Linked DNA regions of Homo sapiens: region 1 is linked to region 2. A link is a contact called in ENCODE Hi-C data. All regions are on one chromosome and are shown on one strand. Each heading gives the region's core, a stretch centred on a gene start or an enhancer-like site at or near the end of the contact. The rest is flanking DNA. Distances are from core to core; before and after follow the strand shown. Region 1 overlaps KCNMB2 (potassium calcium-activated channel subfamily M regulatory beta subunit 2). Region 2 overlaps LOC124906307 (a long non-coding RNA gene).

The links. A loop is a pair of places that touch in the nucleus more often than their neighbours do. Pooled maps may share reads with other maps.
Region 1: a pooled map shows a loop between it and region 2 (4-fold over the local background). The contact joins two enhancer-like sites. A Hi-C loop is called at or near these places in 3 of 37 single-sample maps with no recorded cell type and 5 of 50 pooled maps.

Annotation. Positions count from the first base shown.
Region 1 is chr3:178,822,606-178,825,305 of GRCh38, forward strand. The region is part of intron 2 of KCNMB2 (potassium calcium-activated channel subfamily M regulatory beta subunit 2); the gene reads left to right. All of the region lies in intron 2 of KCNMB2-AS1 (KCNMB2 antisense RNA 1), which reads right to left. Among named protein-coding and RNA genes, the nearest start is that of KCNMB2-AS1, 36 kb to the right of the region's middle. Within about 2 kb of position 1,447, at least 3 of the 41 ENCODE cell types and tissues checked have a DNase peak (open chromatin) inside an H3K27ac peak, as active enhancers do.
Region 2 is chr3:178,965,650-178,968,349 of GRCh38, forward strand. All of the region lies in intron 1 of LOC124906307 (a long non-coding RNA gene), which reads right to left. Among named protein-coding and RNA genes, the nearest start is that of ZMAT3, 100 kb to the right of the region's middle. Within about 2 kb of position 1,287, at least 8 of the 41 ENCODE cell types and tissues checked have a DNase peak (open chromatin) inside an H3K27ac peak, as active enhancers do.

The DNA.
Region 1 (2,700 bases), core at 197-2,696, 140 kb before region 2:
CTAATGAATTCCATGGGTATGGCCCACTCCACTCACCCACTTTCATTTTGCTGGGTAGTATCCTGATTTCTCAGATATTTTTGGGCTGTATGAAAATCATTCACTTTTCCCCTCTCTATACATTCCAGAGCATATCAAAAACATTTGTTAACCACTTTCAAATTGTGATTTGTTTTTGAATTACACGTTTGAATCATTTTTATATGCTTCTTGTTCTGATGACACTGATTACACTTCTTCTCTTTTATGGGTATAGGCTGACATAAGTGATGCTGTGTGACAGTCTAATACCCTGGAATTGTGAGATTATGCTCCCTCCTTGCTGTCTTCTATCTGCAGGAAATTCAGATCTCTATGGCAGCCATCAGAGTTAAATACATGTTGATAAATAATATAAGTGAAGTAACAGCAGATTATTATTTTACAGCAGGTCTTTGAAGCTACTCAGACTCAGCCTGTCTCTTCCTGATTCAGAAAAGCTTTCAGCCCACTGGCTTTAGCTGCTAACGGACACTGATTTTTTAAAATTTGAGTTCCTAAAGGGTGAAGTTTTAAAAGCTTTGATGTAAATCCTAGAATTTCCAAACAAAATCTCAAAAAAGAATGAAGAAACACAGAGGGTGGGTGGTTGCCAGTCTGTGGAAGTCAAAAACAGGGCAGGCCAGCTAATCCAGAGGCATTGGGATTGGGAGCTGGGGAACAATGAAAGATATGGGCTCTCCAGGCCTCTGGCAATGACCATGAGCAGCCAAGAGCAAGTGAGAGTGGGAAGAAGCCAGGAAAGACAAGGCCGTGAAATGATGATAAACAAAGGCCTGTATTTAGCTCTGACTCTCCTACTACAATGGGCTCACTTCTCAAGGAAAGAGTAAGATTTATACAAACCACCTCAAAAAGAGAACTTTAAAATAATAATAAGAAGAAGCTAATCAGTTAATTTTGCACAACCAATACTTAGATTAATAAATACTCGGCCCTACAACCTCATGGAAATATATTAAGTACATACACACTCCATCACCTCTATAAGGAATCAAAATGTTTAGCAACCAGCCCAGAAGGGATCAGCCAATCAGAACAGATACTGGCCATAAACACCAGTCAGGCCATCCTGGAGCACAAAGCTAAATATAAGCCCTGAATAAACACACAACTGCGCAAACAACAGGCATATCTTCCCTCCCCCGCAAAGTTCCACTTTAGAGTCAACTCTGGTTCCTCTCCCAAGCAACAAGAGCGATTAGCCATAAAAATTTGAATGAAAAATCTGAAGTTATTCTTGTGCATATTGGCTTTTTGCCTGAAGCTAAAAAAAAATGACTTCAGTTTCTTTTTCCATTTTCAGCATTTTATTTGTCCTCCTTGCTGTTTCTAGGCTCTAAAGGCCAGCGATTTTCCCATTTCCACTGCCCTGCAATCCAAAGCTCCCTTCTCAAAATAGACATTGAAAAATCATGAGCTGTTTCTTGGTCACAGGCCTTGCAGGAATTCCTGAGCATTGCCTTCCTACTCAAGCTTCTCATCATCTCCCCAAGCACCCAGCACTTCCGCATTTCTTTTCTACCTTCTCCTCCAGACCTGGTTTCAAATCCAATCCTCCATCCCCAAGCTTTATACACTACTCATTTTCTTGCCATTTTGTCCATTAAAAATTCTCTGTAGAATAGTAGCAATTTTAGGATGTTCTGATGTCCGTGTCATTGAGCTGTAGCTCCCCACCCCATTTTTGAATGGGAGCATTTATTACTAATCTCTTGTCACTCATTGTCTTTTTTTTTTCGAGATGGAGACTCGCTCTTTCACCCAGGCTGGAGTGCAGTGGCATGATCTTGGCTCACTGCAAGCTCCGCCTCCCAGGTTCACGCCATTCTCTTGCCTCAGCCTCCCGAGTAGCTGGGACTACAGGCGCCCGCCACCACGCCCGGCTAATTTTTTGTATTTTTTTTTTTTAGTAGAGACGGGGTTTCACCATGTTAGCCAGGATGATCTCAATCGTCTGATCTTGTGATCCGCCCGCCTCGGCATCCGAAAGTGCTGGGATTACAGGCATGAGCCACCACACCCGGCCAAATCTCATGTCAGTCATTCTCTTAAATAATTTGCGTGTATCATGTCACTTAGCCATTAAAATGCATTTAAACATTATTTTCACTTTGCAGGCGACTGGGGATCAGAAAGACTAAGGCACTTGTTATTGATCACACAGCTAACAAGCAGTGAAATCAGTCTGAACTCAGGAGACAGTTGATTTCAATTTCTTGTTCTTTCTTACCCTACATTGCTGCTCTAAAATAAAAAACAAAAATACTAATAAAATTGTCCAAAGTTATAGGGCCTGGGCTCGATTTGAATGACACTTTTCTAACTCAATCGAAAGTTTTCACATATAAGAATAGCTGGGTCACCACTCTACATCTTCACACTGCTTATCAATCTCAAGCCAACAAAGCCCTAAGCAGCTCTCAGCTTGAGAAAAATGTTAACCAAAATAACTTCTACCTATCACTACTGAAGAAAAATGAAAGATTAATTTGATATATTCCTAGTATATGTTGCCATTTATTTGAATCAATGCTCCATTAGGTATTCCAAAATTATCTAAAAATCAATAATGATCAGATTTGGGTTAAATGGTAAAGTCAACAAACCCAAAGCATTATTTTGAGGGTTGAGGGGATTGGTTTCTTTCTTTAGAATTAG
Region 2 (2,700 bases), core at 37-2,536:
CAGGTATGGTGGCATGTGCTTATAGTCTCAGCTATTCAGGAGGCTAAGGAGGGAGGCTCACTTCAAACCAAGAGTTCAAGGCTGCAGTGAGCGATGAACTCACCTGTGAATAGTCAGTGTACTCCAGCCTGGGCAACATAGTGAGACCCTCAACTCTTAAAAAAAAAAAGCAACTCATATGTGTGAGCAGAGCAATATAAGGATTCCATAAATGTATGAATCAGTGCAAATTTTCAACCAAGCATGACTCAGAGAAAAGAATATAGACTAAAAGAATGTAAAGGTAAAAGACCGGTCTATTACTTCTGAATTCTCATGCTCACTGCTCGTGTAACCCAGGACAAATCAGTGCTACCCTCTAGGACCAGTAATTAAAGTGATTAGGTTAGACTGAAAAGTTTCCTTTTGACTCTGTCTAAAACTTAATACAAAGAATATCAAAGACAATCAAAAGGTTTGTTGCTACATTCCATAACAGTTATGGTTTAAATTATTAGAAAAGTCCTAAGGTTTTTATTCTAATAGTATTTATTATGACAGAATATAGAGTAAAATCTCAATTAGCATAAGGTAGAATTAAACATGGAAACTTCCTGGAGTTTTAACCCAGGAAAGGGTAGATAATTTGATTAAAACTCCAAACTTCCTCTAGAAAAATACACAAACACATTTTGCATAAAATTTAAAAGATTCACTGATGCTTAGAAAGATTTAATTCTGAGAAAAACTGGGATTCAAACATGAGGAGAAGAAGAAAGGAGGAGTTACCCTAATTAACTGGTTACCTAGCCAATAGAAAAGAAGGATATCCAGGCGGCTCTTGGTTTAAAATCTAAATGCATTGTATTTGACAGCCACTTTATAATAGAATTAAACTTTTTATGGCTAGTCTCCAACTTAAACTCTGAGGTCTCTTGAAACTAGAAAGTGAATACAGCTTTTCTACTCATAGTTAAGCTTTTAAAAATATTAACAGAATCTTTTCATTCATTCATTAGGAAAAGGAAGTGGTTTTTCATTTTCATTCGCAAGCCAGTTTCCTGTTCACGCTTAAAAAAATAAATAAATAAATTTGGCATAAGGAATGATGAGGTGCCCTCTTCTGTTTCTAAACAGTTAATGCAGGGTTTTTGAATACTAGCAATTTGAAGGATTTTGCATTAAACTTTGAACACAGCAAGATTTTAAAATCTGAAAGAATTTCTGTTGACCTCCAGTGATTGGAATACCTCTTTATGCAGCAGAAGTTCCTCTTTGCCAATTAAAAAGTCCTCATTTCTCTCTGTGTAATAGCACACCCTGTTCCTGGCTGAGAAGAAAACAAAATTAACCTTGGGCTGGCGGCTGTGCTGCCTGATTTCCCTGGGCGAGTGAATGAGCTCACCAAATGTATAAATAATGTGCCCAAGTCTCCTTGTTGCTCAGTTTTTTCATATTCATTGAACAGAAGCCTTGAGCGCAATTCCAAACTGCTAATGTGTTAATACTTTCACCAGAGCTTGACTCCAGTTGCTGAAAAAACAAATATAAAACAGTAAACCCAGAAGGATGACCCAAACTTCCTGTTCTTTATTGGCAGAATTTTGCTGTGCAACTTACAAAGTTTGACAAATTATGCAAAGAAGCAAATGTAAAAGGACAGCTCTGAGATCCAAATTGAGGTGCTGTAGCACAGTTGCTTTAGTGGAACTACCACTGGGCTGCTGCCAGTCGCATCTGGGCAGGAAGGAAATGCAAATTAAAAGGAAAAATTAGGCCATTTTAGAGCAAAGTGAATTTTCAGCAAAAGCTCAGTGCTAACACTGAAAAATAAAGAAGGTATTATTCAGTTTTAAATCAGATTGATTAATTCTTTCTCTTGGTTATTCCAAAGTGCTTCTTTCGCTCTTCCCCGAGACACTGAGGTGTTTTGATAACGACTCATTATTTCTGTAGCACCAGTTCTTATCTTTGTTACTTCATTCAACCTCTTTTCATCTCATTCAACCACAGAAAGTGATTTTGACCTTTTACAAGACCCATAACCTTTACTGAAATCAAAGCTAATTGCTTTTCTTTTTAAATGTCTTTTAATCACCTTCAAAACTAAACAAATAACTTCAATCTAGAAAAATCAGACCTTGGAATCAGAATGAATGTTAGACATCCCTCTACTGCTTAGCAGTCCTGTGAACCTGAGATTCCTCAGCTATTAGGTCCAGAAATACCTGTCTCATTTATGTCACCAAATAGTTGTTAGGATAAAATGAGATTACATATGGAAATATACTTTAATAGCATTTATTGAGTACTTAATATGTATTAGGCACTATTCTTAGCCCTTATTACTTACTAACTCATTTACTCTTCACAAGAAATTCAAGAGAGAGAATTTTATCCCTACTTTACAGATAAGAAAACTGAGGCAGAGAAACTAAGTAACCTGCCTAAAGTCTCCTAGCTACTAAATCTGAAATTCAAACCCAGGTAGTCTGACTCCAGAGCTCACACTCTACAACCATATACACCACCTTCCAGTGTGGATATGAGTGTGGTTATTCATTCATTAATTTATCAGCTGTCTATTGAACATCTACCATGTGCCACACACTCTGTTGGATTATTAATGGAAAATAATCAAATCTATAGGATTCACTCTTTACTATCTTCACTCTTTTTGCCCTATAGGAAATGAAGAGGAAAGGGTATAGGAAGAGAAAA